Regions from separate parts of the Homo sapiens genome. Here region 1 is linked to region 2. Evidence: chromatin loops called from intact Hi-C (ENCODE). Cell type or tissue: endothelial cell of umbilical vein. All regions are shown on one strand. Links, peaks and the distances in the headings refer to the core of each region. The heading gives the core; the rest is flanking DNA.

What was found. Hi-C counts contacts between places; a loop is a spot of excess contacts. Peaks named below come from ENCODE experiments on the same cell type or tissue, not always from the same donor. Only the 100,000 strongest peaks of a DNase experiment are listed, where the experiment ranks them.
Region 1: a loop joins it to region 2, with 5 times the contacts of the local background. A loop is called at or near these places in 4 of 110 quality-filtered maps.

The regions. Positions count from the first base shown.
Region 1 is chr20:23,099,646-23,110,863 of GRCh38, forward strand. No RefSeq gene overlaps it. Among named protein-coding and RNA genes, the nearest start is that of CD93, 19 kb to the left of the region's middle. In endothelial cell of umbilical vein, for the core only: a CTCF peak has its summit at 6,857; DNase peaks (open chromatin) are centred at 3,846 and 6,986; H3K27ac peaks cover 5,098 bases.
Region 2 is chr20:23,173,016-23,184,233 of GRCh38, forward strand. It overlaps LINC03125 (long intergenic non-protein coding RNA 3125), which reads left to right. Exons shown (of 6, transcript NR_199692.1): 3 at 5,695-5,757; 4 at 7,396-8,122. Among named protein-coding and RNA genes, the nearest start is that of LINC03125, 31 kb to the left of the region's middle. RefSeq lists a silencer at 6,397-6,691. In endothelial cell of umbilical vein, for the core only: a CTCF peak has its summit at 6,086; DNase peaks (open chromatin) are centred at 5,946 and 7,336; H3K27ac peaks cover 1,036 bases; H3K27me3 peaks cover 164 bases.

The DNA.
Region 1 (11,218 bases), core at 1,927-9,926, 73 kb before region 2:
GTGAGACAGTCAGAGCTGGAAACTCATCCCTCTTGTCTATTGCTGGCTCCCTAGTGCCTGCTATAGGGAGCAAGTGATCAGTAACTACTTGATCCCAGCCATACATGGGAATCACCTGGGGTGGGGGACAAACCATAGTACCAAGCCCCATTCTGGACCAACTATATCAGACTTGCTGTGGGTGAGGCGCACGCGCACACACACACACACACACACACACACAGGTGATTCTTACACCAGCTCTGAGAAGCACTGAGGTTGGGAAGTGAGAGGTGGAGAGCTTGCTAGCATGAATATTGATGTCACAGCGTGAATCTTCACTGTTCCTTGTTCCTTTCCCCAAGGCCAAATAGAAGAGTCCCAGATGTTCTAACTAGCTTTATTTCCCCAAGTGTCAGCATTTGGCCAGCATGCCTGAAGATCTAGAAACTGCAGCTTCTCTGCCACATACAGCCAATGCTTCACCACCCGCCTTGTGCAGGGAGAGCAAGCCTCAGCTTTGCCTGTACACTGTGCTGTGCACACCAGATCCCCAGCATAGGACAGTAACAGCACAGGCACTGCAGGGGACTTCAGGGAGGCCTGAATGGCCCTGGACCCCCAGCCCAGACTTCTGTGCAGAAGAGTTAAGAGTTATTGAGTGACTGCAACCTAAAGGATATTTCTTCTTTAGGTCATTTAACTACACTACCAGCTTCTTGAAGCCAGGGGCTGCGTCTCGTGGACCTTATTGTCTGCTCAGCAATAACACAGGGCCTGGTGCTTTCTGACGAATCCACACACATGCACTGAGTGGAGCTGCGCTCACGGATGAGCACAGCTGCATCTTTCACGGAGGCTGCTTTCCTGTCAGCTTGCATTTCCCTGGATCTCTGTGTACTGTGGAGTACAGGGCCTTGGGCTGAGCCCAAAGCATTCTGAGCAAAGCATGCATGTATGGGCATGTATGGGAACTAGGAGTTCTAAACGCTTTCCCTTACCCTGTCCCCTTAATCCTCTTACCAACCTGCAAGACAGGTCCTTCCACAGTTTCATGTGAGATGAGTAACGGCAGTTTTCTCAGCTGTTAGGCAAGCTGATGCCTTGCCAAGCTCAAACCTGGAAGACTGATGTTGAAGAAGCAAGGAGGGTTGAAAGAGCCATGAGTGAACAAGGAGCCAGGAGTGATGGGGAGCCAGTAGTGATGGGGGAGCCAGAAGTGATGGGGGAGGAGCCAGGAGTGATGGGGGAGGAGCCAGGAGTGTTGGGGGAACCAGGAGTGATGAGGGAGGAGCCAGGAGTGATGGGGAGCCAGTAGTGATGGGGGAGCTAGGAGTGATGAGGGAGGAGCCAGGAGTGATGGAGGAGCTAGGACCCTAACTTATACCTGGAGTAGAAAGAGTAGGGACATGAGGAGGAGCATCCACTGAAGGAGTTTATGTTCCTTTTTGACCTGATGTGCCTCCAGAAATGGAGCCTGACAGAAACGGGAATCTGCAGCCAAAGTCCTTTGCCCTCTCTTGGTCAGGCTTTGCTGTATTAATTCCATGTTCATGCAAACATCTGTGCATGAGTGTCTATGACAACTGTATTCACAATAGCCAAAACCTAGAAGCAACCCAATTATCCTTCCACAGGTAAATGGTTGAAAGTGGCTCATCCATACTCTGAAATACTACTCAGTAATACAAAGTAATAGATTGATCCACACATCTACCTGGATGCGTCTCCAGAGAATTATGCTGAGTGGGGCAGCCATAACCAGAGGTTCATGTTGTATGCTTCCATTTATGCAATAATCTTAAAATGATATTCTATCAATTCTTTCAATGGAGAACAGACTAATAGTTGTCAGGGGTTAAGGTGGGGTGGAGTCAGGGGGCAAGTGAGTGTGGTTAAAAAAGGACAGCAGGAGTCATCTTCATGGTGACAGACATGTGCCGTGCTCTGCGACAGGGTCAGTCTCCTAGTGGTGATAGTGTTCCATAGCTTTACAAGGTACTATCACAGGTAAAACTGGGTAAAGGGTACATGGAATCTTTCTGTATTATTTCTCATAAGTTGTATGTGAATCTGCAAATATCTCAAAATAAAATGTTTTATTAAAAAAAAACAGGAGAGATTCTCAGGGCAGAAGTTTACTTATACATTGCATAAGAACTAGATGCAAGTGGCTTTGTCACCTGTTCGCTGCAGGGAAGTCACACCCGTCCAAAGGGCCACCAGCATCCACCTGGATCTCATGAACCAAAGGCCAGTGCTCATTGCCCAGCCCCGCAAAGCTGAGGTGTTCAGTGGGGCCAGAGCTGCAGGCCCTGGGAGGGGTGGGGACAAGCTTTGTGCCAAGAAGGTGCAGGAAGCCATCCAGCAGGGCTTTGATGGTGCAGTGGGCACTATAGCCTCTACCATCCTAAGAAGATGCTGGAACTGTCAACACAATAGCCAGTCCTCTGCAGGCGCTGTCTCCAGAAAGTTCTGTTAAAATGTAACACACTACAGAAGCAAAGGAACACCATTACCATCATAACATCAGGGATCTGCAGCACTTCCTGTAAGAGCCTATACACTAAATATTCTCAGCTTGGCAGGCCACTGGTCTCTGTTGCAACTATTTAAGTCCATCTTTGAGGCTTAAAAGCAGCCATAGACAATATGTACAGCAATGGGCATGGCTGTGTTCCAATAAGACCTTCTTTACAGAAACAGGCCGCAGGCTGGTTTGGTCCACATGCTGCAGTTTGCCCACCCCTCCCATTATTTTATATGATGTTTTTGTAGTTTGCGGGGCTTGTTGGCCCCAGCCACCACTGAGGGTGCATGGATACCTCTTAGCAGGTTCAGAGGTGGACCTCTCTAACTGAAGGGAAGCATGGGGCAGCTGAGGGCCGGATAAGAGCCTGGGGTTCTGGGAAGGGTGCTGAAGACCAGCTTGGATACCCACACTGGCCCTGTCAGGGGTCCTTAGAGCCAGATGGGAATAAGCTAAAAATGGGGTGAGATGTTTTAGCCCTCAGTATTGATGTCAACGGTGAAGGTGTCTGGGTCTTTCTCCCCCTCATGCCAGCTAAGGGTATGTTAATTCACCCTGAATCTGCCCAGGTCAATGTTCAAGACTGTGCACCAGGAAAGGAAAACACTTCATGGAGCAAGAAACCCAGGGCTGGCCTAGCTATGTTCCTAACAGAGCACTCACTCCTGCCCAGTGTTGCTGGAAAATCAGGGGCCGATTGAAAGCGCCTTCCCTGGGTTGTGTGACAGTGAGCTCTCACCACTAGACAATGGGATCTTTATCTGCCTTAGGGATTTTAGTAAAGGTGATCTTTCACAGTCTTGCCTTAAGGCAAAATCGAGCCATTGTTCTCATGCCTTATTTCTTCAAAACCTTCTGCCCAGGCCGGGAGCAGTGGCTCACGCCTGTAATCCCAGCACTTTGGGAGGCCAAGACGGGTGGATCACCTGAGGTCGGGAGTTTGAGACCAGCCTGACCAACATGGAGAAACCCTATCTCTACTAAAAATACAAAAAATTAGCTGGGCGTGATGGCACATGTCTGTAATCCCAGCTACCTGGGAGGCTGAGGCAGGAGAATCACTTAATCCCAGGAGGCAGAGGTTGTGGTGAGCCGAGATCGCACCATTGCACTCAGCCTGGGCAACAAGAGTGAAACTCTGTCTCAAAATAAATAAAAAAATAAAAATAAAAACAAAAAATAAAAATAAAAATAAAAAAACCTTCTGCCCAGCTCTTGCCTGCATCTGGATAGAAGACTCCTGGAGAAACAAACAGTAGAACTCACAGACCATGTTGGCTACCAAGTTCCTTCTCTAAAGCACACGAAGACATTGGGAAATGACTCAAATGCCAGGAAGGAAGTTTAAAAAAAAAGTGGAGGAGCTCATTTAAAAGAACAAAAAATAATGACAGGCAAGCTAAAATAACAAGAAAAGATATGACATCAGCTCAGGGTTTTTTTTTTCCTATAAATGATGCCAACTCCCACTCAGAAGAGTTGGAGTTGGAGAATTTTTCCTTGGCGGGTAGGGGAGGGAATGTGTGCAGATGCTTTCTGTGAAGGTGGGATAGGTGACTTCCTCTGTGCCCGGTTACCTCGCATATGTCATGCCCAGCAGCCGGGGGAATCTTCACCAGCTGAACCCATCACATAACCAGCTCCTAGATCAAGAAGCAGAACATTCTCTGCTCCCTAGACCCCCGGGTCATTCCCCCAGGCTCCATACTCCCCGCTCTGACAGCAGCGATGGTCACGTTGGGCTGTTGAGCATCCATGCATGCAGGGTGTGTGCTCTTTGTATCTGGCGTCTTTGGGCAATTCATCCGCATTGTGTGTGGTTGCAGGCTGTTCATCTCACTGCTGAGTATTCCACTTTGTGAATATGCCACGGTTTTGCAAATCTATTCTGCTATTGATGAGATTTAGATGGTTTCCGGATTTTGTTGTGCATGATTTGAGGGAGACAGAGAAGGGCCCACCACTCCCTGTGATCCATCTGAGTTTTCTGAAAGGCTTCCCTCCAGGCAGGTTGCTTTGCAGGCATCACTCTCACCCCACTGTTCTTAGCCAGGGGAGTTCCCTGAGGGGCCTGCACAAAGTTGTTATCGACTCCCCGACACTCAAGCACCAGGGGCCTTTCATCCCAGCAGAAGGGAGAGGAGAGGTAACTGGGGCACGTTTTGCGCCTTCACCATTGTATGTCTGAGTCATGATGTCTTTACAACTCCTCAGAGGTCCTCCGCATGCAATTCCCTCCAAACCACTGACAGGCAGCCTGAAGACCTGGTTAGGTACCGGGTTTGGGATAAAATAGACAGCCTTGCCCTCAAGGAGCTCACAGACAAGTTAAAAACTCCAAAACCAAGTTTGATTGATGTAATGCCAGAAAATGTAGCCAGAGTCTGGCATGCGAGAGTAGCGATTGAGGGTCTCTCTCAGGGAAGGAGGGGAAAGGGGTGTAGCAGGAAATTAGAAATTAGTAGAGAAATCAAACTTGCTTCAAGAAATCTTAAGTGACCGACTGCACTAGACATTTATTACATGGAAAGAGGAGTCACTGAGTAATGGTATTGGTGTAGAATCAAGTAATGATTGTGCACAGAATTCTCTTCTCTTTGTGGTTCATTGAATTGTTGTGACTTTTATATAATGGCCTGCAGAATAACAGTGCACCTCCACAAAACCTCAGTTCAGCCTAAAGGGAGGCTTTGTTGAAGTGAAAAGGTGTTTTTGAATTTTCCTGTTTTCTTTGGTTTATGCGCTGAGTGCTGATTCCCATGTCTGGTGACTTGTCACTCCTCGATGAACAGAAACTACCAGAGACAGGAGTGGGCCAAGGGAGTTGGCGACTGTGAGGTGAGGTCGGGGTCCTGGGGAGGAGGGTGGAGGGTGGAGAAAGAATAAAGAAAGAGGATGTGCTGGTTAACATTGAGAGTTCTGACTAACACAGAGGGTCTCTGTGCTGATTTGCTCCAGATACCACAGGAGGTGGCCCTGTCAGCCTGGAACCGGCATCGGGAGTGCCCGTGGGACCATTTGATTGACACTTTGCTCCTCCAGTTTTCTGATCAGACCGTGACTTTTGGCTGTGATATTGTCCAGGCCTGCCAAAGTCCACTATGGATGCCAGGTTCAGGGACCCATTCTGCCCTGCAGTTGACCCTTGTCTCCTGCTCAACCCTGAAGCCCCTGCAGTGTGTATAGACCCTGGACCCACTGGGCTCCAGCACTGCCTGTCACACCCCTGCAAGCCAGGTGAGGCTGGCTCAGGCTGGTGAGGAAGTGCTTGTGAGGAGAGCCAGGGCTCCATGCCAGGGTAAGAGTAGGACCAGGAACGATGTATTTGGTTATTGACTTTTCCTGCTTCCTGAGCTTTATAACAACACGGGGAAGAGGGTCCTGTGATCATCTCAATTTACAGACAAGGAGACTGGGGTATGTAGAGACCAAGTTTTTGTGCCAAGGCTGTGCTCAAGGTGAGATTCAAACTCCAGGCTCTTTGACTTCCCTACACTGCCTGTGCCGCAACCTCGGGAGCAGAAGGTCCGGAAATGTGGGGCAAGAAGTCAGGGGCCGGGGAAAGAGCCAATGTGGTCACCATTCTGCTGGAGGTGGGTCTCCAAGTGTCTCAGCTAGCATTGCCCTCAAAGATGCTCAGCAAGTTCTTTCACAGTAAGAAATTTCAGAGAAACTCCAAGGAGCTTCTCTGGAAGAGAACATCTGGGGAATGTCTGGCTTCCATGCACCCAGCCCAGTGCTGGTTGCTAGAATGCATAGCAATGACCTATGAGCAGTGGGCCCAGCAAATTATTAACTACAGCTTTTCAGGAAAAAAAATAACCCATTTGTATCATTTGCCTCTTTCCGTGGTATAAATACCTCCACCAGGGTCAGCTTCAGTCTCCTCATGATGTTGTGGAGCATGGAGCAGGGAGGAGGTGTGAGCAGCCTGCCGCGGAACAGGAGGCTCCACAGATGCAGATAACCTTAAGAGCACACGTTGCAGTAAAAATCATCAGGCATGCAGGTTTTACTATTTATTATTTTAAAAAAATATAATTTACTTACCTGTAGGTTTACAAAGTTTATTTTTAATAATGACTGTGTTTAAGAACCAGCTTGTGAGATTCCTGGAAATTTCACAATCTGCTCTTGCAAACAAGCCTAAGTCAGCCCAGGCCGGCTCCCGTACACCACCAGGTGTGAGGCCTCCAGCTCTGGAAATCTGGGCAGAGAAGGGGTAGCATGAAAAGAAGTCAGGGTTAACCCTGTTTAACCCTGGTGCTTAGTTACAATGCCTAAGCATAGAATGATAAAACCTTCAAACGTTAGTGTCAGGGGATGCTGGGCAATCACTGGTTCTACCCCTGCAGGTAGAATGGAGGATTTCAGTTCAACCGGCCAGCTACGCTCCAAGCCTAATATGGAAGTCCAATGTTTTCTTCTGCTGGTGTGGTGCAGGGCACGGATTTCAGGAAGTTTGTCAAATTGTTTATTCTATGAGAATCAAGAGCCAGGATATTGTGTCAGCCTTGCCTGTCAGCTGTTGTTTATATCACACTCGGCTCCTGTCTCTGGGCTTCTTTGCAGGGCCAGCTTCGCCTTGCTGGGTGCCCTGCCATTCTGCTGTCAGTGGAGCACTGCTGACCACAAGAACAATCGAGCAAAGGCTGTGCTGGGAGGTGCTGGCAAAGCCCATGAGAGAAACTAGAAAAATTCATGTTTCATAGACCCAGAGCCTCTTTAGAGTTTCACGCACAGAAGGACCTGCCATGTGAGCAGTGGGGCTGCATGGCCCAGCCTGAGTGCTTTGCTCTAAGCTGACCTTTGGGGTCGTGCACTGTAGTAACTTAGGGCTGCATCCATCCTGCATGAGGCTGCTTTCCTCTTCTCAAATATTACTTGTTTAAAACCTACTTTCAGAAAGACAACTAGATTAGGAATCGGGAATGCTGTGTTATCGCAAAGCTGGTAGCAATTTTAAAATCTTGAAAGAAGCTTGTTTCCGCTGTGAGCCTCAGTATTCAAATATACTTGTTTAAGGTATTAAAGCTCTAGCTCACTGATGCTATAAGAGTAAAAATGGCAAGATGTGAACAGATTTTTAACACTCTGTGTGTTAAGATCTGTTAGTCACCCTCAGCCTCGGCATTGTCCACATCTACATCATCTGCTTTGACCTGGAGCAAACTTATTGACTCTCCAAAGACCTCATTTTTCTCACCTTGACCTGGTGATAACCCATCACTTGGAAAAGCTTTTGTGGGTTACATCAGTTTCCAGCAGGCACATGGCTATTAGGGGGACTCAGCCTCTTGGGGATAAAAAGCAAAGCAACTTGGAGAGTTCATGGCGCCATGGGGCTGCAGGAAGGAAGGTAGCCCTAGCCTTCAGCCCCAGAACTGGCTGCAGGTGAACAATCTGAAGACAATCAAGTCCAGACTGGATGTCAGGGTCCCAGGGGTCATGTGGTGGATGATTAGAGACCAGAGTTTGGAGGAGTTATGCCAAATCCCCGGAAGCATGGAAATCCCCCACCTCTGCCGAATGTTACTGGATTGTGAGCTCCCTGCCCTGCAGCTGGTCAGTGAGGCTCCCACAAATCAGTACTGACAAATCCACATCCAAAAAGCCCACTCATACTTTGTAGCTCTTGTACATTATTTGTGATTTAAACTATTAGTTTCTCTCCCTGGTTTAAAGAAAGGTGCTTGGGGAATTTTGGATAACTGAATACCTGCCATCCCTAGATGGTACTCCCAAGTCTATGAGAAAGGGAGGTTTTAAGAGACCAGACCAGGCCTAAGTTGATCTCTTACACTGGAGAGTGTGATAGAGTTAGGGGTTTTGTTTGCATGCTTTTCAGTTGTGATTTTAAAACCACCTACCTTTCTCTCACCCATAGTCTTGATACTTGATGTGAGGAATAACCAGAAGAAGTCAACCCTGCTAACGTCACATGGCAGGGCACACAAGCTGGTGGCTGTGTTATTTTCCAACTGAAAAATCATTTATAAATCATTAATATATGGATTCCACCAAGGATACATACAAAAAAAAATGGTTTAGATAGAGGAGCCTACTCAAACATGCTCAAGCCTGGGTGCAGACATAGACTCACTCATTATTAAAGCTTACCCTGGAAAGAGCCACGTGAATCTTTTTGGGAACAATCATCCCATGCTCCAGCTGGAGGGAACCGGAGGCCTTTTTCTTCGGCCTTTTGTTTCACAGATGCAAAGAAATCAGATCCAGAAAGGTTAAGTGACTTGACCATGTTGAAACATCCGGTTAGCGACAGAAGCCAAACTAAAATCTAAGTTGTATGTGTGTGTAAGTGTGTGTGAGTGTGGTGTGTGTGCACGTAGGTGCACAGGTGGAAAATCTGTGTGTTTTTCTCCAGATCCTCGCTCTTAAGAGAGTCCATTCTAAGACAATCATCTTAATTACAAAATCAGTGTTCTGCATTAATATCATGAAACCATTATTGAAACAAAGTAGAGTATTGTACCAATTCAACAATAGTAGTATGATTAGGTAAACTGTCATGTAAACACATGATGTGTTATGCATCAATTAAATTATGTTGGCAATGAGTTTGTGCATATACAAGGCAATGTTTATCTTTAAACATTCAAGTAGGAGAAACCCAAGATCTGAAACTCTTCAGAGTAACCTCAACTATATCTAAAACTTTGCAGAAACCTGATGACCTGCCTGCAGTGAGCCTCTCTGGGTAGTAGACTATGGATGACTTTTTGGTTCCAAAAACATCTCTGTATTAAAGTACAATTCCTAAACTGGAAGGAAAATGGGAAGGTGTAACTAGAAGCTTGCATGCGGGCTCCTGACCTGGAGCAATTTGGTGACTTTGCCTGTTTTGCAGCTCTGGTCAGCACCTTGGCACATCCAGGGACCAGAGGTTGCAAGAGGACCTCTTTCTTACAAAGTCAGCAGTTTTGTTCCATGTCTGGCATGAGTTCAGCCACACAAGGATGGCTCTGGGGTTGAAAGTCCCCTTTTCTGGCTTCCTCCGGTGTGCTTTACTGACCTACCTCAGAGACCACATGTGGCCCTTGGGGCAGGTTCTCAGGCAAACGTCTGCCCCACTCCTTGAGAGAGAAAATGGGCTCCCAGTGCCCTGGACTTTGAATTCCTTTGTGTTTACTTCCCCAAAGCATCTTGAGAATTCACAAGCTTCTAGGCTTTTGCTGTGACCTCCAGTGGGTTTAGAATGCACCACGCACCAGAGAGGAGAAGCCAAAGGGTGGATGCGATGGTTTCCAGCCCTGGCTTTGGCGTCCAGTGGGAACCGGGCCGTCTCCCCCTGCTTTCCCCTTTACTGAACTTTAGTGTGGCTTGTGGTAGAATGCAGTCAGTTCAGGCTCTGTGGCCACCTGCTGAGTAAAGACTGGACCCTCTCCTGAGGTCCAGGCAGGCCATGGGAAATTTGAGTTATGTTCATTAAACAATGGCAATCTCTGCTTTTCATTTTCCTGACTTGGAGGGACTTGCTGGGGCAGGCAACACGCCCAAGGTATTTGTTAGCAATCACGATATGTTGTGTGGTGGGCTCGGCCAGATATGGGAGGAAGCTGAAGTCCTCCATGCTGCTCAAACCAAGGACACTGCCCACCGCCCCAGGACTGTACAATAATAAACAAGTCCTTCCACTGAACACTGGGGTGGGGGAAGCAGAAGGTGAAGCTAATTTTAAGTGTCCAGGAACTTATTTGAAACAATCTTGACCCAAACTGTTCTGAAGTTCTGTAGGAAATTGCATCTGCTATGAATTGTGGAGTTGGAGCTGTCTAGACCAGGATGGAGGGATATAGGCAGAGTGATGGGTATACGCAAATCCATGGAGGAGAGGGGTGCCAGGACCCTTTACACCCCAGGAGGGCACATGGGAAGGAGGGTCTGGTGGAGAGGAAGCTGAAGAGATGGCTGGCTGTGGGTGTGGAGTTCAGACTCTCTCCAAGTGCGTGTGTGTTTTGGGCCAGGCTGGGAGGGGCAGGCGTGACTTGGGCCAGCTGTCCTCCAAGTGAGCTCCCCATAGTAGCATCTGCAGCATGGAGGATCTTGTTACAAATGAAAGTTCCGGCCAGGTACAGTGGCTCACACCTGTAATCCCAACACTTTGAGAGCCCGAGGCGGGTGGATCACCTGAGGTCAGGAGTTTGAGACCAGCCTGGCCAATGTGGCGAAACCCTGTCTCTACTAAAAATACAAAAATTAGCTGGGCGTGGTGGCACGCACCTGTAATCCCAGCTACTAGGGAGGCTGAGGCTGGAAAATCTCTTGAATCTGGGAGGCAGACGTTGCTGGGAGCTGAGATCTTGCCACTACACTGCAGCCTGGGCAACAGAGCAAGGCTCCGTCTCAAAAGAAGGAAAGAAAGAAAGGAAGAAAGGAAGAAAGAAAGAAGGAAGGAAGGAAGGAAGGAAGGAAGGAAGGAAGGAAGGAAGGAAGAAAGAAAAGTTCCTACCCCTGGATTAATGTCCTGGGGCTGACAAAACAAAGTACCACAAACTGGGTGGCTTAAAATGACAGCTCTGGAGACTAGAAGTCTGAGACCAAGGTGTCAGCAGGTCTGCGCTCACTCTGAAGCCTCTAGGGAAGGAGCCCTCCTTGCTCCTCTCAGCTCCTGGAAACCCAGGTGTCCCTGGGCTTGTGGCCACATCACTCCAAGCTCTGTCTCTATCTTCCCATGGCCATCTGCCCCCG
Region 2 (11,218 bases), core at 1,912-9,911:
TTTGGCAGTGTGGTCATTTTCAAAATATTGATTCTACCCATCCATGAGCATGGAATGTGTTTCCATTTGTTTGTGTCATCCTTGATTTTTTTTAGCAGTGTTTTCTAGTTTTCCTTGTAGAGGTCTTTCACCTCCTTGGTTAGGTATATTCCTAAGGTTTTTGTGTTTTTTTTCAGCTATTGTAAAAGGGATTGATTTCTTGATTTGATTCTCTGCTTTGTCACTGTTGGTGTATATAAGATCTACTGATTTGTTTACATTAATCTTGTATCCTAAACTTTGCTGAATTCTTTTTATCAGTTCTAGGGGCTTTCTGGAGGAGTCTTTAGGGTTTTCAAGGTAAACGATCATATCGTCATAAAACAGTGACAGTTTGACTTCTTCTTTACCGATTTGGATGCCCTTTACTTCTTTCTCTTGTCTGATTGCTCTGGTTAGGACTTCCAGTACTATGTTGAAGAGGAGGAGTGAGAGTGGGCATTCTTGTCTGTTCTAGTTTTCAGAGGGAATGCTTTCAACTCTTCCCCTTTCAGTATGATTTTGCCTTTGGGTTTGTCATAGATGGCTTTTATTACATTGAGGTGTGTCCCTCGTATGCCAGTTTTGCTGAGGTTTTAATCATAAAGGGATGCTAGATTTTGTCAAATGTCTTTTCTGCATCTATTGAGATGATCATGTGATTATTGTTTTTAATTCTGTTTATGTGGCGTATCACATTTATTGACTTGCATATGTTAAGCCATATCTGCATCCCTGGTATGAAACTCACTTGACGATTGTGGATTATCTTTTGGATATGTTGTTGGATTTGGTTAGCTAGTATTTTGATAAAGATTTTAGCATCCATGTTCATCAACCCAAAACTAGTTTTCTTTTTTGGTTATGTCTTTTCTTGGTTTTGATATTAGGGTGATGCTGGATTCATAGAATTAATTTGGGGGTTCCCTCTTTATCTTGTGGAATAGTGTCAAAAGGATTGATATCAATTCTTCTTTGAATGTCTGGTAGATTTCTGCTGTAAATCCATCTGGTCCTGAATTTTTATGTGTTGGTAATTTTTTAATTACCATTTCAATCTTGCTGCTTGTAAATGGTCGGATAAGGGTATCTAATTCTTCCTGATTTAAGCTAGGAGGGTTGTATTTTTCCAGGAATTTATACATCTCTTCCAGTTTTTCTAGTTTATGTGTGTAAAGGTGTTCATAGTAGCTTTGAATGATCTTTTGTATTTCTGTGGTATCAGTTGTAATATCTCTCATTTCGTTTCTTATTGAGGTTATTTGAATGTTCTCTCTTCTTGGTTAATCTTGCTGATGGTCTATCAATTTTATTTATCTTTTTAACATTTTTTTATTTGAGAAAAGCATATATTCTCCCCTTGATTTGCCATTAGGGAATAATTTCAGGTCAAGGCAATCTTTTATAACTTGCAATATGATTGGGAGAAATATGTAATTGAGTGGCTAGTGTAATTTTAGTGTTAATCTTAGCTAAATCTTTCCTGCAATTAATTCCTTCATGGCCTCCACAAACCACCTATGACATGCTAAAACTTTCTGGCTTGTCCTGAATATTCTTCTTTTTAAACAATCAACCATTCTTTTTAGGGCAAGTATTTACCATCCATCCTTATAATTTTTTCAAGATTTCCACAAACTATCTACAACATGCTTAAACTTTCTGACTTGTCCTAAACATCTCTTTTAAACAACGAACTATTTTCTTTTAGACAAGTATTTACCACCCAAGATCCTTTCTTATATAAAATCTCTTTCCCTTACAACCTTCTTTTCATAGCCAGGATATGACATATTACCAAACCCAATAAAAAGTCCTTGCGGGCTCAGTGATAGTAAAACTTTCATGCTTCCTTTTTGTTGGTAACTATTATTTCTGCTGTAAGGATAATAATTAAGCAAAATACTATAGCAATGGAAACTCTCTGTCTGATATTCCAGTTAGAAGGTGTTACAGCTTTTGTCTCATTGCAAATAGAGTGAGTATCGCAATTCCTGCAAGTGTGGTGTAGTAGATAATTTTCATCTAAATTGCCAAGATATAACATTTCCCTTTTGGAGGTCTATGAAGTTACAAATGCAATCCCATGGATAATTAAAACCTTCCTGCAAATATGCATCAAAAGTAAGTTTTAATATCTGGCAGTACATCTAGAGGGGAAAAGTAGAAATGACGGAAAGTAAAAGTAGGACTGAGTAGGATGAGCAGCCCTTGCTCATTTATTTATCCTTTATGATTTTCACCTTAAGATCTCCTATTTCTTCACATTGGTATCCAGGACGTTTATCCGGGCTGTCAAAGGTTGCTCTATCAGCTTTCTAGGTTTGACTCGAGTATGATGTGTCCAGAAGTTGATACCTGTAACTTTTATCATGTTTTGATTAATGTTGTACCGTGATATCCCAGATGAGGTCCCCAATATGAAGCAGCTGCATTGTCTGGGGGATATACTCTGGGGTTCATCATTGTCCACCAGGAAAATTTAGGAGATAGACACATACGAGGAGTTTAGGAGCAGAAGTTTAATAGGCAGAAGAGAAGAGAAAGAGGAACAGCTCTCTATATAGAGAGAGAAGGGTCTCTGAGCAGAAAAGACCCAAAACACATCAAATTTATGGTGAAGCTTGAGTGGAAGAATGGTGAAACATTGATGCTTTGTGAAAATTTCATGGGGACAATGACCCAAAGAAATCAGCAGTTTGCAAATGGATAACTCATTTAAGAACAGATGAGACAATGCTGAAAATGAAGCCCATGACAGTAGAGCATCCAACATTAATTTGCGAGAAAAATATTCATCTTGTTCATGTCCTAATTGAAAAGGACCAATGATTAACTGCACAAAAATAGTCAACATATTAGACACCTCAATTAGTTTAGCTTACACAATTCTGACTGAAAAATTAAAGTTGAGTAAATTTTCTACTCGATGGGTGCCAAAACTCTTGCTCCCAGATCAGCGGCAGACAAGAACAGAACTTTTCACGGAAATTTTAATCAAATGGTATCTCCATCCTGAAGCATTTCTTCAAAGGGTTATTACAGGAGATGAAATATGGCTCTACCAGTACAATCTTGAAGATAAATCACAATCAAAGCAAAGGCTACCAAGAGATGGTGAGGATCCAGTCAAAGCAAAAGTGGACCAATGGAGAGCAAAGGTCGTGGCAATAGTTTTTGAGATGCTCAAGGCATTTTGCTTGTTGACTTTCTGGAGGGCCAGAGAATTATAACATCTACTTATTATAAGAGTATTTTGAGAAAATTAGCCAAAGCTTTAGCAGAAAAATGCCTTAAAAAACTTCATGAGAGAGCCTTTGTCCACCACGACAATGCCCCTACTCATTTCTCTCATTAAACAAGGGCAATTTCCACACTTTCAGTGGGAAATCATTAGGCATTCACCTCACAGCCCTGGTTTGGCTCCTTATTACGTCTTTTTCTCTCTAATATTAAAAAATCTTTAAAGGGCACTCATTTTTTTCAGTGAATAATGTTTAAAAAACCTGATTAACGTGGTTAAATTCCCAGGACCCTCAGTTTTTTTAGGGATGGACTGAACAGGTTTTATCACTGGTTTCAAAAGTTTCTTCATCTTGCTTATGTTGAGAAATAAATGTTTATCTTTAATTCCATTTTTTCACAATATCTTCAAAGTCCTCTGTTACTTGGCTTGGGTCCCTGGGGCACAAAATAGACAATGCACAATTTCCTGGAGTGTTGTTGTTATTATTCAAAAATAAAACAAGGGTATCTGTATTAGTTTAGCTAGTTTGTTCAGCAACGAAGTAGCAAAGACTGGGTGGCTTAAATAACAAACATTTATTTTCTCATAGTTCTGGAGGCCAGAAGTACAAGATCAATGTGTCATCAGGGTTGGTTTCTCTTGAGGTTGAGGCCTCTCTCCTTGGCTTGCAGATTACTACCTTATTTCTGTCTTTTCACATGGTCATCTCCTGTGCATGTGCACCCCGGGTGTCTCCTTGTGTGTTCAAATTTTCTCTTCTTACAAGGACACCAGTCAGATTAGATTAGGATCCACCCATATAGCATCATTTTACCTCTTTAAAGGATCTGTTTTCAAATATAATCACATTCTGAAGTGCTGGAGGAATATGAATTTGGAGGAATACAATTCAGCTCACAACAGCATTCAGATTAAAAAACAAAAAGTAAATCATTTCTATTCACAGGTAAAATAATCTGATAAATAGAAAAATACCAAAGAAGCCATTAAAAAACTATTAAAGCTAATAAAAGCATTCAGCAAAGTTGCAGAATACCAAATCAACAAAAAAGTTTTATTTCTACACATTATTAATAAATAACCTGAAATGAAAATTTAGAAACAATGCAATTTACTATAGTATCAAAAAATAGTATGCTTAGTAATAAATTTAACCAAGAGGAGCAACACTTGTACACTGAAAACTAGAAAACTTTACTGAAATAAATTGAAGAATACCTAAACAAATGAAAGACATCCCATGTTCATGGATTGGAAGACTTAATATTGTTGAGATGGCAATACACACAAAGTGATCTATAGATCTATTAATTTGCACACTTTATGTATGTACATTATATGTGAATAACAAGGAAAAGAAGAGAAAGAAAGAAAACAAAAACAAAGCCGTTTTCATCACATTTTGAGAGAAAAGAATCCAAATGGTATCCAATAAGTCCTTAGTTATCTTTCCAACTCCCCTCTCCTCTTCCTTACTATAGCATACTCCCACTTTATAGATTCTGACGACAGAACAAGATGGAATCAGAGATTCAGTATTTGTGTATCTGAAGACTATTATGGTAGTCTTAAAAAAGGCTTGCCCCAAAAATGGACCAGACTTCCCTTTACGCCCACAGGATGCTCCTAGGACCAAAGATAGATGCCAGAAAAGCTTCAACTCAGTGGTAACCAGTGCTCATGCCTGAGAACTGCCCATGGAACCATATGCCATGTGGTGCATCATGCTCCCATCCCTGCCTGGGGCCAAACAGAACCTTAGGTACTTCTGTCTGGACACTGCAAAAGGCACTGTCCAGTTCTACTAATTGGACCAGACCAGAAGCAACTCCTCCTACCTTGACTGGTTGCTGCTGCCTGACCCATCCACCTCTGCTTCCCCAGTGGGATCAGGCACACAGTCATCCTGGAGAATTTCAGCCAGTGGAGCTTCCGTGCAAAATTCTGTGACCCTGGGTGGACAAAGGTGGTGATGCTACCAAAGAACGATGTCTAGGGAGGCCACCAGGGCATCTGCAGAGAAGCAGAGAGCTTCCAATTCCTAATAGACATGACTCAAACCTTAAGAGATGTCGAGATATCAGGGGAGGTGTGCAGAGGACCCTGTAACTGATGCATCCCTCAAACCCCCTTCAGGAATGAAGAGCATAGCCCCAGCTCCAGAGCCCTCAGCTGCATGGTCAGTTCCTCCATGATTGCCTGGCCTGGAGAGAGCCCCCATCCAAAGTTACGCCTTCTTCTGGGGATGGCATCCACAGACTGCTCAATGTGGCCCATGAGGGTCTGGGCCCCTTGTCCCTCCAAGACAACTCTGAAGGGTTGTCTCAGCCTTCAAAGTCCCCATAGAATGGGAAGGGGTCTCAGCAGAGTCAGCATCACAGCCTGCCACTCCCTCTACATTGCTCTGTGTCTTTCTCGTCCCTTCCTAGCAGTGATCCCAGGAGCACCCTTAATGATGCTGAAGAAGAAAGAGTTAAAAGATGAGACAAAAAGTGAGTGTCCTTTCAGCTCCCCAAGCTGTAAGCAGCTCTTTCCTTAGCAACCTAACATATCGGTTCACAGTTTCTGTGTTTATTTTTTCTCCCAGCCAGAGCAAATCTAGACTGCTTGCTTTGGGCTGAATGTTGAAGAAGGCAGCACTGTTGGCAGGCAGAGGGGCTGTGGGCTGTCCGTCTTCCTCTTCCTCCGCTAAGGGAAACAATGGCAGGATCCAGTTGCTTATCTGCCTGCTTATCTAGCAAGCTGCTGGGTGTCTGGATCCTGCAGGGGCAGTGGGGGAGAGCCCTTAGCTCAGCACTGCCCTCCTGTGCTGGGGCAGGCATGGCAAAGCCCATGAAGTTGCTTCCCTCAGATAACCTTGTGTTTCCACCTGGAGAGGGGAAATAAAGACACATCACATCATTGGATTATGAGGAGTAAATTATAGAACGCACACACACAGTGATGGCATTCAAAAAATATCAGCTGTGGCCACCACTGTCTCAGCTCTTTGAACTTGGACTTGCAGGACTGGCCTCACTTGCAGGTACTGTGGCAAATTTCTCCCCATTTACAGTGACCTTCTGTTGACACTAAAATAGCTGTAGGTATGCATGGTGAGAAAATGTTAGACTTTATCCAAGAGTCAGGTTGCAAGACCAAGCTTCTCTACTTCCTGGCTATCTAGCTTTAAACAAGTCATATATTTGAGCCTCCATTTTCTCACAAACTCATTTCTCATGGATAGACAAACTTGAGAATCTGGTGAAATAACTCATATAAGAGGTCTTGACACCCCCAGCAAGCATTGGCTGATTCGAAGTCCACGGTGTAAAATGTAAGAAGGATTTGGTTATGCTGATAAGTAAATTTACCTGATCAGGACAGGTAGAGGAGCTCAAACTGACAAACAATACAGTGGCTGGGAAGAGAGGAAGATAACAGGAAGAACCTGTTATCTGAATGGTGGGCTGAGGAGGGCATTCCTAGAAAAAGGGAAGACACTGTCCTGAGTGTATTCTGCTCAGACCCATCTACTGTTTTATGAAACACCCTCCTATGGCTCCATTTCCTCAACACAATGGCCTGTCTTGTGTCACTGAACATGTTCTATGGCCTGCCTGTAATGTCTTCCTTCTCCCCTCCCATGCTCACCTCCACCCCAGTAAACTCCTATTCATCCCTCAAAACCCCAGCTCTGCCATCAAGTCTTCCAGGAAGGCTCTCCCAGCACCATCCTCACCTGCAGGTGGGTTTTGCACCACATCTATGCTTTGACCTGGGCTGCTGTTGGACAGTTGCCATGAGCCCAGACCTCTCTGAGAGCATGTGGAGCACCCTTTATGACACAAACAAGAGCTCAAGGATGGTGGCTGGGGTTCAGTCTGCCGCTGCAAATACCAAAAGCTGTCCTCATTGAGTCATCCCTCCCAGAGCAGGAAGAGCAGAGGTTCTGGGAAACAACCCCAAGGAGAGAGACAGGGCATTTGTGAGCTGTGCAGCCTCCCTGCTGGGACATAGGGAACTCTAGCTGGAGATGAGCAGGGCCTGAGTCTGAGGGTGGCCCTGCTGAAAGCACAGTAATAGGAGTTATAATCAGCTAAGAGCAGGAAATCTACTTTATTTTTCTAATGTTATTCTTTGCTTTCTAGATAAAACAGCATGTAAGCATCTCTGCAGTTGCTGTCCCCAGAGCCCACTTCCTGGATATTGCCAGCTGCCTGGACCAACCTTTCCGAAAGATCAGCCAGGTCACAGTGAGGGTCAAAGGTGAGCCACGGGCCTCAGCAGCTGCTGAGTGGATGGTGCGTGGGACTCAGGAAGTGACGTTCTCTCCCCGCCCAGCCCCCTTCCTCAGTCTATTGCTCCGAATCCTGGACCACACACTGCGTGCTGAGGCTCCATCGCTGTGCTGGGTGAGGGGTGGAGGACTGTCCAGCTGACAGCCACCCAGGAGGCCTGCCCAGGAGACCCAGCCCAGCCTCTCCTTGGAACCTGAAGAACTCCAGGCAGCTGATGGGACACTGGGGCCCAGGTCAGCCCCTCCCCTTCCCTGAGGTTGCCTGAGGACGCCTTCACTGTTCTAGAGAAGGAGGCCCTCCCCATGGCTGGGGACAGTCACAGCAGCTGCAGACAGATGATGGGAGGGAGCATTCTTTCCCTAACCCTAGAGGCGGGCGAGCATTCACCAAGTGTTGTTGTTAAAGAAAAAAAGAAAGAAAAAGAAACCAGGATTGTACCTGAGGTCAGGCAGACAGTGCTCAACTCAGCACTGGGAAGATTGCTAGAAGCCTTGGGCCTATCTAGGAAGACTGGGCCAACATGCGATCCCCTCTGCAAGGTGGAGGCCATGCACCTGCCTCCTGCTCCTGAGCTCCGGTATCCTCACTGTGACCCAGGCCCCACTGCAGCAAAGAGACACTGGGAATTAGCCCTTCTGTCCCCTCCTTGCCAGAAGGTGGGAAGATGTGTTGGTTGAGGGCCTAGAATTTTTTTCATCCCCAAAGACTTTCTTTTTTTAATATTATTATACTTTAAGTTCTAGGGTACATGTGCACAACGTACAGGTTTGATACATAGGTATGCATGTGCCATGTTGGTTTGCTGCACCCATCAACTCGTCATTTACATTTGGTATTTCTCCTAATGCTATCCTTCCCCCAGCCCCCAAACCCCTGACAGGCCCTGGTGTGTGATGTTCCCCACCCTGTGTCCAAGTGATCTCATTGTTAAATTCCCACCTGTAGGTGAGAACATGCGGTGTTTGGTTTTCTGTCCTTGTGATAGTTTGCTGAGAATGATGGTTTCCAGCTTCATCCATGTCCCTACAAAGGACATGAACTCATACTTTTTATGGCTGCATAGTATTCCATGGTGTATATGTACCACATTTTCTTAATCCAGTATCATTGATGAACATTTGGGTTGGTTCCAGCTCTTTGCTATTGTGAATAGTGCCACAATAAACATACATGTGAATGTGTCTTTATAGTAGCATGATTTATAATCCTTTGGGTATATACCCAGTAATGGGATGGCTGGGTCAAATGGTATTTCTAGTTCTAGATCCTTGAGGAATTGCCACAGTGTCCTCCACAATGGTTGAACTAATTTACACTCCCACTAACAGTGTAAAAGTGTTCCTATTTCTCCACATCCTCTCCAGTATCTGTAGTTTCCTGACTTTTTAATGACTGCCATTCTAACTGGCATGAGATAGTATCTCATTGTGGTTTTGATTTGTATTTCTCTGATGACCAGTGACGATGAGCATTTTTTCATGTGTCTGTTGGCTGCATAGATGTCTTCTTTTGAGAAGTGTCTGTTCATATCCTTTGCCTACTTTTTGATGGGGTTGTTTGTTTTTTTCTTGTAAAATTGATTGAGTTATTTGTAGATTCTGGATATTAGCCCTTTGTCAGATGGGTAGATTGCAAAAATTTTCTCCCATTCTGTAGGTTGCCTGTTCACTCTGATGGAAGTTTCTTTTGCCTTGCAGAAGCTATTTCGTTTAATTAGATCCCACTTGTCTATTTTGGCTTTTGTTGCCATTGCTTTTGGTGTTTTAGTCATGAAGTCCTTGCCCATGCCTGTGTCCTGAATGGTATTGCCTAGCTTTTCTTCTAGGGTTTTGATGGTTTTAGGCCTAACATTTAAGTCTTTAATCCATCTTGAATTAATTTTTGTATAAGGTGTAAGGAAAGGATCCAGTTTCAGCTTTCTGTATATGGCTAGCCAGTTTTCCCAGCACCATTTATTACATAGGGAATCCTTTCCCTATTTCTTGTTTTTGTCAGGTTTGTCAAAAATCAGATGGTTGGAGATATGTGGCGTTATTTCTAAGGGCTCCGTTCTGTTCCATTGGTCTATATATCTGTTTTGGTACCAGTACCATGCTGTTTTGGTTACTGTAGCCTTGTAGTATAGTTTGAAGTCAGGTAGCTTGATGCCTCCAGCTTTGTTATTTTTGCTTAGGATTGTCTTGGCAATGTGGGCTCTTTTTTGGTTCCATATGAACTTTAAAGTAGTTTTTTCCAATTCTGTGAAGAAAGTCATTGGTAGCTTGACAGGGATGGCATTGAATCTATAAATTACCTTGGGCAGTAAGGCCTTTTTCACAATATTGATTCTTCCTATCCACGAGCATGGAATGGTCTTCCATTTGTTTGTGTCCTCTTTTATTTTGTTGAACAGTGGTTTGTAGTTCTCCAACTTCACACCCCTTGTAAGTTGGATTCCTAGGTATTTTACTCTCCTTGTAGCAATTGTGAGTGGGAGTTCACTCATTATTTGGCTCTCTGTTTGTCTGTTATCAGTGTATAGGAATGCTTGTGATTTTTGCACATTGATTTTGTATCCTGAGACTTTGCTGAAGTTGTTCATTTTGTTATTTACCCAGTAGTCATTCAGGAGTAAGTTGTTCAGTTTCCATGTAGTTGTGTGTTTTTGAGTGAGTTTCTTAATCCTGAGTTCTAATTTGATTGCACTGTGGTCTGAGAGACAGTTTGTTGTGATTTCTGTTCTTTTACATTTATTGAGGCATGCTTTACTTTAAAATGTGGTCAATTTTACAATAAGTGTGATGTGGCACTGGGAAGAATGTATATTTTGTTGATTTGGGGTGGAGAGTTCTGTAGATGTCTATTAGGTCTGCTTGGTGCAGAGCTGAGTTCAAGTCCTGGATATCCTTGTTAACCTTCTGTCTCGTTGATCTGTCTAATGTTGACAGTGGGGTGTTAAAGTCTCCCATTATTATTGTGTGGGAGTCTAAGTCTCTTTGTAGGTCTCTAAGGACTTGCTTTATGAATCTGGGTGCTCCTGTATTCACTGGATATATATTTAGGATAGTTAGCTCTTCTTGTTGAATATATCCCTTTACCATTATGTAATGGCCTTGTCTCTTTTGATCTTTGTTGGTTTAAAGTCTGTTTTATCAGAGAGTAGCATTGCAACCTCTGCTTTTTTTTGCTTTCTATTTGCTTGGTAGCTCTTCCTCCATCCCTTTATTTTGAGCCTATGTGTGTCTTTGCACGTGAGATGGGTTTCCTGAATACAGCACACTGATGGGTCTTGACTCTATACAATTTGCCAGTCTGTGTCTTTTAATTGGGGCATACTACCTATTTACATTTCAGGTTAATATTGTTATGTGTGAATTTGATCCTGTCATTATGAAGTTGGCTGGTTATTTTGCCCGTTAATTGATGCAGTTTCTTTCTAGCATCGATGGTCTTTACAATATGGCATGTTTTTGCAGTGGCTGGTACCAGTTGTTTCTTTCCATGTTTAGTGCTTCCTTCAGGAGCTCTTGTAAAGCAGGCCTGGTGGTAACAAAATCTCTCAACATTTGCTTGTCTGTAAAGGATTTGATTTCTCCTTCACTTATGTAGCTTAGTTTGGCTGGATATGAAATTCTGGGTTGAAAATTCTTTTCTTTAACAATGTTGAATATTGGCCCTCACTCTCTTCTGGCTT